Regions from separate parts of the Homo sapiens genome. Here region 1 is linked to region 2. A link is a contact called in ENCODE Hi-C data. All regions are on one chromosome and are shown on one strand. Each heading gives the region's core, a stretch centred on a gene start or an enhancer-like site at or near the end of the contact. The rest is flanking DNA. Distances are from core to core; before and after follow the strand shown. Region 1 overlaps BANK1 (B cell scaffold protein with ankyrin repeats 1). Region 2 holds the start of BANK1 (B cell scaffold protein with ankyrin repeats 1).

Region 1 (6,935 bases), core at 306-2,805, 190 kb before region 2:
TCAAGTCCAGGTAGTATGATCCCAGAGTCTGATCTTTTGAACACTGCACTAAATTGCTAATAACTTCTAAAAGATTTCCATACATTTTCCTCTAGCATATAATATGGCTAAATGTCAGTGCTGTATTTGAGAGTAAGTCATAAATGTGTATTTTAAAATTTAAATATTAACTTCATTTTATCCATAACTTGGCTTTGCGCTTCACATACAGAAAATTTTAAAGATAAATATTTCCATTACTTATTAGGCATAAGAAGAAAAGCAAACCTAAAACTAAACTTGAAGCCTAACCAAACTACAATTTGTTAGGGGATAGTTATACTGCGCCTTGGGAAATGATAGCATAAAAATAAAGTAAAATAAATCTTTAAAAATTGTTATCAGAAAATTCTTCAAGGACAAATTTTCATTACTTAAAGAGATTAAATTTTAGGGAATTTAGGGAAAGCTTCTACATAATCTTGGTGAAATTCCATGCGTATATACATATATATATATAGCCTTAGAATAAAATTATTAAATATGTAAAACCGGTTTAACTTGATGCATTGGTTGGGCGGCATTTTTAAATTATACTTAATGATTATATTCATTGAATATATTTGTCAATGGAATGAAATATGATACAACTGCTGCTCTCTTTACATAATAATGATGTATTCTTGACATAATCAGAAACAAATCAGATATAGTAAAATATATGATAATCCAAAGGTGTGATAGGAGCTGTATATGTTATGAGTGTTATAGTAAGTACTATAGTAAGTACTTTTGCCGAATAAAAAAGTGCTTTAAAAAGTTATTGATTGCCTACAATATGTGTTAAAGAGAATCTAATATTTAAATAAATCATATTTGCTTATTGTCAAACAAATGTATACCTACTTAGCTGAAGTATTCCTTAGGTATGATAAATAGCACAATAAATAGAAAAAGAATTCTCTACTAAACTTCATAATGATAGGCATTTCAGGCCACTAATAGGCCTAATAATTTTTATTTCTACAAAAAGATTGACCAATGTCAGAGTCATAGACCATCAATGCCAATTTATATGGGTTGTTAAAGTTCTGTCTTAAAATATTATTATTAAAATATGTTTTTATTATATAGATTAAAATATCTTTAAAATATTTAAAATATTGTTAATGAAACTAGAAAAAAGACACCATAAAATATAAAAGGTTGCCAAAGCTGCTACTAATTCATTATAGGAGCCAACAGAAGGAAAATGAGGGAAGCTTAGAAGAGATCCCTGCAAAGAGAGTGCAGCTGCAGCAGACCCAGGGAGGAAGAGCACAAGTACACTTCCTCATGGCAAGGGGCCCATCCAGGGGGTTAAAGCCTTGCTGGTAATAAGAGAGGCATGGGGGAACTGAGTGGGAGCAGAACCACAATCCCTACCCACACACACCCTACCACATACCTAGTTTAGCTTCAAAAAGCAGACGGTGACAGGGTTACTACAAGAAGTATGCCAAGCAGCAGTGCTTTCAGGAAGCCTTCTTATTTTGTGGCAGCCAAAACTTGGTGAACCTGTAAAACAACCTGGCTCCTTTGACAGTAGATGGATATCTTCAAAGCTGACTCACTGAATATCATGTATTAATGAAAGAACTAGTATAGTAGCTTAGAAAAGGTATAGAAAGAAAAAATGATGAAGAAAGCAGAACATTTTAACCGATGAGGGAACTCCCACCAGGAACCCTCTGCCATAGATCAGGATAAATATTTAAATATATAATTCCAGTGTTACTAAAATGTGCCAAGGCATATAAAAAAGTATATCCAAATCCTATTTGAAACATGTATAGCTAAAATCATCAATGATTTCAGAAAAACATATGCTACAGAACATTTTAACTCATGCATTTCAATGTTAAAATAATAAAATTTATTAATCAGAAGCCGTCAGCACATTACGAGAAAAATATATCATGACCAAGGGGAATTTATTCCTAGAACACAAAATCAGGTCAATATTATTAAATCTATTCAACTACTTTATTATATTAATTAGTCTAAAGAGAAAAAGAATATTCCTCTCTCCATTGACACTAAAATGGTATTTGACCAAATTCAACATGCATTCTTGACAAATAAAAATTAATTCTCAGAATAGTAATCAATGAAAAGTTATATAACCTGATAAACACATCTATTTCAGTCACAGAGAGAGTATCAGGCTCAATGGGAGAATAATAGAGGCATTTTCACTAAAGTTGGAAACAAGGCAAGGATGCCCACTATCAACTATTAAATAACACTTCACTCAGTGAATAGTTACAATTCACAAGAGGACAAAATTAGAGATATTAAAATTGGAAAGAAGAGGAGAAACTATCACTATATTTGCAGATGATGTCTCATATGCTTGGGAAGCTCATGAAAATCAAGTACAAATTTAATACAACCATCAAAGTTATTTAGTAAGATGCCAGTAGCAGCACACTTAAATTAATAGCCTTGATTACATGTAAACAATAATCTGTTAGAAGATCCTGATGAAGACCAATTCATGATAGCAACAAATAATCAAATGCAGAGAAATAAACTTAACAAAAATGCTCAAAGAAAGAGAAGAAAAAAGAAAGAAGAATGTAAAACCATCTTTGCAAACATGAAAGAAGATGAAGGTAAGTGGGATGACATACTGTTTCTTTGGAGAGAAAGACTCAACATCACAAGGACATAAACTGTTTCAATTTAATTTATAAATAAAAGCAATCCCAGTAACATTTTATTTTTCATAAATACACAAGGTTTTTCTAAAGTTTGAATGTCAAGACAATATAAATAAGAATATCCAAAAAGCTTCTGCAAAAGAAGAGCAACGGGAGGAGGGGAGCAGCCTTATCAGATTAAAACACACTGTCACGACTCATTTATGAACAGAAAAAGAGAACAACAGAACAAGAGAAAGTAAAAAAAAAATAACTCAAATATATATGGCATTTTATTATGTAAAAATAATGACACAGAAAATCACTGGGAAAAAATAAAACTAGCAATTTTTGGGACAATTGATACTCAGGAAAAAAATAAAATCCAATCCTCACTTACTCAACCAAGATAAATTCAAAATGGATAAACGATTTAAATGTTAAAAATGAAAACAAAATTATGAAAAACCTAGCAGAATTCTTTAGAGTCTCTTGAGTAATTTTCTAACATTGACACAGAAATCTATAAACCACAAAAAATAGTTAATGAACTTGGCAACACAAAAATGATAAATTTCTTCACAAGAAGAAACTTAATGCAATCAAACTCAAAAGAAAAATAAGAAAAAAACTTTTGCCACTTATAAAGTGGTAATCTCCCCAAAATCTAGAGAATTTTTCAAAATGAAGAAGTAAAGGACTAACAAGTCAACAAAACAACCACAAAATTGGGCAAGGAATATCAAGTGTTTATAGAAAAAGTAATACAAATAGTTTGAAACAATAGGAAAATATGTTTCATCTGAGTAATACTAAGAGAAGTCAGATACCAATTTACTCCCATAAAAAATGGCAAAATTCTATGTTTGACAATTTATAGCCAAGAAATTGGGCACTAATCTTCATTAATTTGTAAAAGTGTGAATTGGTTCACCACCTAGGAGGGCAACTTGGCAGTCCCTATCAAAATATACATATTTATTTATATACTTACACAAATCTAAATTTCTTACATATACACATATGTAAATGTATGTTAGCAGTCCTTAAGAATGTGAGAATCAAAATCATACATATAGAGAGATAGACATAGATAGTCACGATTTTGTTTTAGTGATCTAACTGAAATAGCAAATTTCATATAATTTATTAACCCTTTATGATTTTCTCTCAGTTTATATGTCTTTCTGAAAACAACTTATTCTCAAAAAAATGTTGAATATTGACTCAATGAAAAGGAAACATTTAATAGTATTGTGAGTCATTTGCAACATTTCAATAAGAAACAGGGAGTTTTTCTACTCAGAACAATAACAGGTTGTTTACTGTTCTTTCTCTTTCTGGATTATATTCACAGCTTTATTGGTTTCCACTGGAATAATTTATACAAATTAATTTTTTATGGTCAAAAACTAATGTTATACAATTTTAAACACTACCAGAGGCAGTCTGTTTTTTTTCTTAAGAAAGCCTTTGCTGCAGTGAAATATAACAATGCTACCATTCTTTTCAGAGAATAGAACATTACATCAGGTATTATCTTGCAAACTTTATCTTAAATTTATTTCTTCTCATCTTATATTTCACAGGTATATTGGATCTTTATTTTATAAAATGGATTGTGCCTAACATTTGCATTACTGCTTCTTTATGCATGTCCTATACTCTTTGACAATTTATAATAAAGATAATAAGATGCAAAAGTCATGTGTTATTCCAAATCTAATTATCAGCCAGCCTCTTTGGCAAATGACATCTACCAATTTTAAATACAAGTAGGAAAGCTAAACCTTAAAGGATGTATCATTACATTGATAAAAACAAATATCACAGTATCTTAATTTTTGAAATTTGGTGATGTTAGTTAAGTGTGACATAAATTTGGTGTTTCTACGGAATATATTGTATTTAAGTCTGTATTTCAATGGGAAAGATATTTTAAGCAAAAATCTGTGGCATTAAATAAGAAAATCAATCAAAACTATTATTGTGGTCAAGCCACAATTCTTTTTTTTTCAATGGAAAGAAACTATGACAAATTACGGTCGGTCACTGATACCTAAGTTTTCCTAACATATTTCAGAAACACAACAAGAAAGCTTTCTAAGTGTCTTGAAAAGCTCTATAGATCTGGAACTATTTGATCAAGAGCTAAATGTACGTATTAAGAATGCCTGGTAATTAAATATTGGGAGAAAAATTGGAATAGGGGACTACCTTCAAACGATAATTGTAATAATAGCAACTAATGTTTATTGAGTACTTACTACCTTCCAGGTACATCATATATATTATTGCAATTAAATTGTTTAATATCTCCCTCTACAGAATTTAATATTACAGAGACAAGAATTTAGTCTCTCTGTTTATTAGTATACTTCTCAGGTTTCAGTTTCCCCATTTATAAAATGATCAGGTTGAGTTGTATGATCTTTGAAGAACTGCTTTAAAATACTGTGATTCTAAAAATAAAGTTCATCATTTTCTGATCTGGAATTACAAAATTGAGTAAATGAAATCATTAGAGTTTCATTGTTTTCTTTTTTTCTTTTTTTTTTTAAGTACCTACTTTTTTATTATTACTTTCAAAAATGTTTTGGAAAATACTCCCAGCTACACGGGAGGCTAAGGCAGGAGAATTGCTTGAACCTGGGAGGCAGAGGTTGCAGTGAGCCAAGATTGCACCATTGCACTCCAGCCTGGGAGACAGGGTGAGACTCCGTCTCAAAAAACAAACAAACAAACAAACAAACAAACAAAACCCCTAAATTTTAAAACATTTAATACTAATTTTCATTGGTATTTGTTGAAATTTGAGGAAGAAATATTTGATTTGTGGTGAGTATACATCTTCATGCACACTAAATAGAATCAGGTATTTTTAAAATAGCAATTCTTGTAATAGTTCTATCATTTTTGTCTTTAAGAACAATGGAGAAATAATATAAGTGACTCATTTTTTGTTAAAGATAGGATTTTTGGCTGGAATGACCATGGATCTCACTCAGGATGGTAATTCATGTAATCTTATTGATATAAGGTCAGAAAATACATGAAAGAAAGAAATTAGAAGAACTCAGAGACTACATTTGTCTGGAAATAATTGTATTCTTAAGAATTGTGGTCCTGATGCTCCAATTAAGTTAATAGCCAATAAAGTGGAAGAATGGGCCACATCACAGGAATATCTTGATTTAATAAATAACAACACAGTTTATGATGAAAAAGATACAAATAGTCACATTTAACGACCACAGTGACAAGAACAATTTTGGGGCTAATCTGCGTCATTAGTGCTGTTTAAAATATTTTGATGCTCCTCTTTTGGGCACATCATAAAGTTGGACTACACTTCTCTCTCCTCCTTGAGTTAGGCTTGGCCATGTGCCTGGCTTTGTCAGGAAGCTTTAAGAACCAGTGTGTGATTCACCACATTCCCTTCCTTATGCTGCAAGAAGCATGGAAATATGAGTAATGATGAAGTCTGCCAGGCTGGGTCCTTAGTGATTATGATGAGCAGAAGCCCCAAGCTGAACTGCTTTCAATGTGCAGTGTAAATGAGTGTCATCTTTAGCCACTGAGAATTCTGTGTTTTCTGTTATTGCAGCTAGCCTATCCTGACTGAAACAGCATCTCTTGGAATTCAGGGACTTTCTTCATCCCTGACTACATGCATCAGACTTAATTAGATGCACAAAATCTGGATGACTTTCACAACACTAAAGTAATTTTACTTTCTAATTCATAATATTTGCTGATTCATATTATTACTTTTGTTATAATAGAAATAAATTGAATACTGCATCCTGTAAAATAATGCTACCTGAATATTCCACCGTAAGATTCAGCTTGCATACAAAATCTCTGATACTTTTAAATCTTTTACAAGTTGCCCACATGACATGCCTGTTTTGACTAAGTTTGCAGATGATTTATTTTCTTAACATTGTTGTTCTAAAGAATAAGATTTTCAGAAGCACCAGTTATAAAACTGACTAAACTCAGATAAATTTTATGATATTCATAGGAAGCATATGGCATTCTAGTGATAATCAAATGAAATTTATAATTGCAAATTAAAATATGATGTTTATCTGGCATGTGAAGGGAGCAAACCTGGACTCTTTATTATCCAAAATTTCCATTTAGATATATTAATGCTCAAAGCAGAAAATTGTCTAATCAATACTTTACTCTGGCTAGAAAATTAAAGAAAATGTCAGGATGCCAATTCTACATGTACTCTCTGAATTAAATATGCCATTAAAATAA
Region 2 (6,769 bases), core at 2,199-4,698:
CTCATTTTGTCCTATTAAATTCCTTCTTTATTCTTTCCTGCAACTGCTATAGTTTAATTCCCTTTTAATCAACCTATCCTTAGTTCTTCTCATTATGAATTCTTTTCTCCTTTCAGAACTATTAACCACAATATATCCCCAAGGATATTGCAGTATCTTTATACAAGAGGCCATATCTCCTATTTTTTTTGATACGAGAGCTTGATTCCTTCACCCATCAAGTTGTCCTTCAAGTCAGTATGAGGCAATCAGTATGAGGCAGTTTTTCACTAAGAACTCCCACTCTTATATAAGCTAATATGACACTACTGATCAATGACCTAAGAATTAATATAACAACTAGCATGTATAAAGCAGTTACTATTTGTTATAAGACCCTGAAAAGGACTTCACCTGCATTTACCCATTTAATCCCCTAAACAACTTTCATATACAGGATTTCTTCTCTTGGATTTTGCTTTTTAATAAACAAAATAAAAAACTAAGACAGTGACAGATTTCATTATTTATTCAAGGTCACAGATGAGACAGGCAATGAAGCTGGGACTAGATCTGAGGCAGTATGAGTCAAAAGACCATCATAAGTAGGGCATAACCACCTACAATACATCCTCAGATAGATATTGCAGAAAAGGTTCCTCTACTGTCCCAAGTGTAACTTTGAATATGCTGATATTTAACCTTGAAATCTTCAGCAATTGCATTTTTCAGAATTATTCCTTATTATGGTGAAGATATCCTGAAAGCACTCCTTGTCTTTAAAATCCTAGCAAAAGTGACCTTATCAGAACATTTCCAGATTGGTCTGAAGAAAGCAAGTTTTTCCAGCCACCAGCATGGAACCAGGTTATTTCCTTAGTGGAACAAGTGTAGGACGTTGGCTATGTTGGAAGATTGCAGTCAAAGCAAAAAGCTTCAAATCTTTAAGAACTTCAAGCTAGAGAGCAGAGACCTAGACAAACCATGTTCCTTACAAGTATAAGCATCCAGCGTAAGGTGAAACAGTCTAAATGCTAATTCCACCCTTTCATGCTTTCTGTTCTTAAGCAAATCATTTATTAAAGTTTCATCAGATGCATCCAATAATATCAATAAAAATTTAAAAAAAACTATGGTGTGGAGAAAAATCTGTGATTTAATAAATAATCACTCCCTAATTAAAACAGCAGTTAAAATTAAATTTTTAAAATCATTAGTTTTGGAATACAACAGGAAGAATCTCTCTTTTGGACATTGATAGTAATATATAGTTAAATACAAACCAGAAAATACATTCTAACTAGAACTTTCACCCATTGTGCATCATTTTTACCTTGTTTTAGAGAACTGGGTATTCTATTTTTCTTGCTTCCATTAAAGAACAAGTCGATACTCAACAGTTAATAAATCTCTGATGGCAGTATACACTAATGTTGTCTAGCAGTACATTCTATCTCCTGCTAGAAATATACCTTCCTGGGCATGAAACTGTGTTTACCATTTTACATTCTTATTACTACTACATGACTCTTGGCAGGGAATAAAAGTTTGTTAAGTTAATGAATGGGTGACCTTCAAATAATTACTAGTTATGAAACCATGAGCAACTCACACTCTGGATCTCAGTGCTCTCTTCTCTAAATGAGGCAGTTGGACCAATTGACCCCCAATGTGCCATATTAAGATAGTTGTTGGAGAGAGAGGGAGCTCTTCATTAAAAAAAAAAAAACACACACACACACACACACACACACACAAACCACTGGATTTATAAAAGCTAGAAGATTACTCATATCAAGAATATGGGCATGGGATAATGTCAAAAGACAATTCGTTTTTAGAAAAGTTTCATTATGTTGGCCAGAAAAGGAAGTAACTGAAGCAAGTGATAAATACTGCATGGAGAAGGACCCAAGGAGTTGGGAGGGGCGGGGCGGGGGGGGAGCGGAATGCATGGGAGGAACAAGAATAATTGGAATGCTATAAATATTGATTCACATTACTCTTGCATTATTCACAATAGCAAGTGCCTCAAAGTATTGCTTAGTATCAAGTGAAATAAAAGGCATTTTCTGCCTAAACTGTTTAATCTAGAAGTTTGAAACAAACTGTACCCCATTCTCTAACAAAATTGTTAAACTGAAATTACAAAAGAGGTAACCTGCTCAAAGTTTGAAAGACATGGTTGGTTTATTTATAGATGCTAGCAAAGTCTGCTCTGCTGAAGACCATCAGAGCCACAGTTTTCAAGAATGTCAATATGCAATAGTTAAAATATTAATAATATTAAGTTATGGGCTCTAAGTCCTTTCTTGTCACTTTTCATTGACACAAATATACTTCTTATTTAACTGAAAGCAATCCCTAAAGCTTATTTATGTAAAAATGCACTAGCCAACAGAAATAGCTACAACCAAAATTACATTACCTAAAAAATTCTAGAAAGGTATGAGAAATTTATTTCTATTCAGCAAATTAAGAAACTTTCACTCAGAATATACTTTCTTGTTGCATTTCTCACCACGAACACTCCAGTAATATTAATACCTAAGTGAAGTTTTTTAATTTAAAAAACATTTTTATATCACTGAGTAATTTGCAAATGCATTTGAAATGCTTCAAAAAGAACTAAATAAAACTGCCTTAACGTCCATTTGAAAATATAAATCTACTTCTGCATTCAACCAAGTTGACCGTTTTCCTTTGACCAAGTTAGTAAAGCCAGTGGAGTAGGGAGGTGGTGTTGGTAGAGTTTCTCTGCAAAGCCACCTGCCAAGAAGCAGGGCTACCAATTCACCAGGCTGGGATTTGTCAGGCCGGGCAGGTAAATGCGTGACGCTACACATGAGCGGTTTTTCTGTGCTTACCGACTGTTGAAAATAATTACGTATAATTTTAAACGCGCATTGCTTTAAAACAGGTTGCAAAGTGATTTTAGAAACTACAGGACCCTGACCCGGGTGCTGGGGAAAGTTCCAGCTCCTCAGAAGTTGCAGACACTGAGGGTAGCCCGCTGGCCAGAACTCCCAGCGCGCTCCCTCCTCGTGGCGTCCAGATGCCCCTCAGAGAAGTCAGGGACAGAAGAACCCTCTGGGCTGCCTGGCGGCAGGATAAAAAGGAGAAGCCCTGTCTCAGGGACGCCCTGGCCTCAGTGCCCGAGTGCAGTTGTCTAACGATGGCCCGTGGTCTCCGCAGAGCCCCGTAGCCCGGCCTCGGCGTCAAGCCCCTCCGAATGCGCGACTACCCACCTGGGGGCGCTGGGCCGCAGGGGGCGGGGTCCGGGCTCCCAAGCCCCTTGCCTGGCGCTGCTGGCAGCATTGTGGCGGTTGAAGCCGAGGGGCCTGCGCACTGCTGCCCGCCGAGCGCTACCTGGACTCTCCCGGCCAGAGACTCCCCGCGATTTTCTCTTCCTTTGGCCCTCGGCTCTCCCCAGCCCGCTTGCCACCCGCGGAGGCTGCGGCCAGGTCTCAGGAAACGCAGCCCCGGGGCTCATGCCCGCAAGGCCAGGGCTCCGCTCTGCTGGGCGCCCAGAGGAAGTGAAACTGCTCAGGGGCCTGCTCTTACATCCCTTCTCAAAAGGCCGCTTTGGTTTCTTATAACACTTCTGCGCCTGTTTCCTTCCTCACCTTTTCATCCTAGGATATATTTAGACCGCTGTTATTGTAGCTCTCCTTGTCCCTTTCTAGGTCTTCCATACTGCCATACTGCCCCCACTTCCAGGCAGACGTAGGGAAACCAGAAGTGAACATTTGCTGGAAAGAAAGAATAATTAGATAGATAGATGAGTAGGTACACAGATGATAGATACATACATATAGAAATGAAGATACAGATAATACTGTAACTTTTAAAATATTTCATTTTACACAGACTTTCTAGGCTAGGTTCATAAATTGAAAAGTGATTTAAAATTCCATATAAAATGTATTTCTTACTCCTGCTCCAACTCAAAAATAGACCCAGTAAAAAATTATTTATGGCTCTAAATACCCTCTCCAAACAAGAGTTTGTTTGCTTGTTTTTAAGATGGAGATATATCAAAGGAGTTGTCCCAGAACCTTAAAGTGAATGTCTCTCTCTCAAGCATGTCTAAACTAGTCATTTGCCTTTTGAAGTTGAATATATTTTTTGAATATCAATTTGGTAATAATACATAGTTTAAATGTTCCTCTCCTCTTCCTATAAAAGGAAGGCTTTCTTTGAAACTTTCTCTCGGATGAAGTGCTTTTTAGTAATAATATAAATATCAAGTATCAAAAAAAGTTAATTTTTTCACATAAATGAACTTATTAGAACTTTATAACATAATGTAGAAAACTTGGAGAAGTATGCGAAATGTCCAAAAAACTTGAAAACAATTATAGATTGTATTGTATTTATCTGGTTTCCAGTAGTTTCTTTAACATCATTATTAATTTTATGTTGATTTTCTGAACTTTATATAATGGAACAAAAGATTTCATCTAACTTATGAAATATTATATTGAAAAAAATGGTTGTCTTCTATATATGCCTGTTAACAGAGAGACTTCAGTGTAATAGGCAAAAACAAATTTGGATTGCAGGGTTTGGGTGTTGTTCAGTGTTTCAGAAACTCAATTCTTAGGAAAGTATGTCTTAAACCCATTGGAGAAAAGAATATTCTAACTGATGCATCTGCTGGTATACGTATTCCTGACAAGAGCTACTTTAGCCAACATGAACACTCCAGATGATGCTCCCCAATTAAGTATCCAGATCTTCAAAGGCACCCATTTATGCACACGAAAACTTGTTAATAAAGACAGTGTTCAGATAGGAACTTGTATCTGTCACATATACAGGACAGCCTTCTTGTATGAAGAGCCCTGGATTGGAAGTCAGAAGGTTGCAGCTGCCATCCTGACTCTGCTCCACAATATCTGGGTGTTTGGAGCAATTCTTAATATTTCTGAGCCTTGCGTATCTCATCTAATTTATTCATTATTAATGAATAAATTAAAATTACTGTATTCGAGTTTCTGCCAGATATAAAATGTTATAACACTGTCTCCTAATAAAACTATAGAAAATAAGATTTATAATATGAAAATTAAGTATATTTTCAGAAGCTCATTTCCACTACTTATGTCAAATGATGCTAGTAAATAGAAAAAAGAAAGTAAAAACTGCTGAAAATTGTGGGCTGTTTTTTTTTTAAAAAAAATAAGATTATGTGTTAGAAAATCTTTAAAATCTCCCATTAAAATTATTCTAGCTTCACTTTTCTTTTGAATAAGAAAATAGCCATTGACTACCCCATTGACTGACTTATTTATTCTTTTGTTTTACTGTTTGCAGTCAACAACTACTCTTTTTTTAAGTATTCTATATCCTATGTTCTATGTAAGAGTTTCACAATATTCATGTCATTTGGTTCTCAAAACAAGGAAGGTTTAACCATATTTTACAAATGAAGAATCTGGGCGTTGAAAACTGTAAGTGGCAGAGCTGGAATTCAATCCTAGATCTGATTTCATAGCCTGCCCTCTTAATTATAACTGCCCCCCTCCCCACCGCTTCCTTTTAAGGTCACATAAGGCCCTTGCTAAAGATTACATGAACATAATAGGATAGGTTATACATATATGTGTTGAAAACGTTTTTTGTTTCCCTATCCACTTTTCCACAGAACTATAAGCCCATACAATTAAATACTAATATCCTTAAAAATAGGTATGAACTGTACTTATAATTTATTACAATTTTGGTGCTATTTGGTTGAGGATATATAGATGTTCACACACGCGCACACACACACATACACGTGATAACTTAAGTCTACATGTTTTCATACTTTGCTGATGCATTTATAAAAATATATTTTAAAAGATTTTTTACTCATTTTGGTCTTGTTTCTGTGTCAAGTACGTCTTTAATCACAGTTGACTTTATTTTTCCCCTGCTTTCTCCCTTAAGGAGATGATACCATCTGGAATGTTGGGTTATCTCTTGGTTCATACTTGTTCTCAGGAAAGAGGCACTTAGCAATTCTCACACCGAGAGGCTTTTTCAGGCAAAATACCACCAGCAGTGTGTAATCGCAGGTTTCTGATTTTACCTCTGTTACAGAATGACAAGAAAATGCTAGTCACAGTAGGTTTCTCATTTCTCAATATATCAAACTCTTGGATCCATTGACTTCTTCCCTTGCATTATTTTTTTTAGCGGCATATTGACAGCCTCAATATTATTACCCCACTCTGTGAAGATTATAAAAGCCTCACACTGGCCCTGTGTTCCAATAAATGGACAGCTAAAGCTGTTTGGTGTTGCCCTGCAGTTGCCATGGCTGATTTCTTGTGTCCTTTGCAGACCAGATGCTGTTGTGCATGCTAATGGCTTTATTTCTGCCTTTAGATTCTGGATATGTTTAAAGAACAAAACTGGTTCTTTTCTAAAGCAGTAATCTATTGTAAAAGTGAAATAGTTGCTTCTTCATGGCTATTTGTTAATTGGGGAATATTCCTCTTGACAATCATGTCTGGATTTTTAGACATTGAATTATATTATTCCCCCAGGGTGTTAACTACACTTCTTATTTACTCCCTCAAAACTAAACCAAATACCAGGGATGTCTGAAGGAATTTTTAGCAATTTTTTTTTGTCATTACTGGGAGGCTTTATTTTCTTTTGCTTCCTCACATTTAATTGAATTCTTTAATACTAATCTGTGTAGCAACCCCCCAAAGAGGTCCACATTCTCATCTGCAGAACCTGTGTATATATGTATTTACCTGGAAGGTGGAATTAAATTAAGGATCTTGAGATG

What was found. A loop is a pair of places that touch in the nucleus more often than their neighbours do. Pooled maps may share reads with other maps.
Region 1: a map of Calu3 shows a loop between it and region 2 (4-fold over the local background). The contact joins the enhancer-like site here to the promoter of BANK1 in region 2. A Hi-C loop is called at or near these places in 3 of 168 maps with a recorded cell type or tissue (Calu3, PC-3 and PC-9), 20 of 37 single-sample maps with no recorded cell type and 6 of 50 pooled maps.

The regions. Positions count from the first base shown.
Region 1 is chr4:101,976,436-101,983,370 of GRCh38, reverse strand. All of the region lies in intron 7 of BANK1 (B cell scaffold protein with ankyrin repeats 1), which reads right to left. Among named protein-coding and RNA genes, the nearest start is that of BANK1, 190 kb to the right of the region's middle. RefSeq lists a silencer at 6,032-6,232. Within about 2 kb of position 1,555, at least 2 of the 41 ENCODE cell types and tissues checked have a DNase peak (open chromatin) inside an H3K27ac peak, as active enhancers do.
Region 2 is chr4:101,787,409-101,794,177 of GRCh38, reverse strand. BANK1 (B cell scaffold protein with ankyrin repeats 1) reads right to left here and starts at 3,448. Exons shown (of 17, transcript NM_017935.5): 1 at 3,228-3,448. The coding sequence starts at 3,297. RefSeq lists a silencer at 3,172-3,361.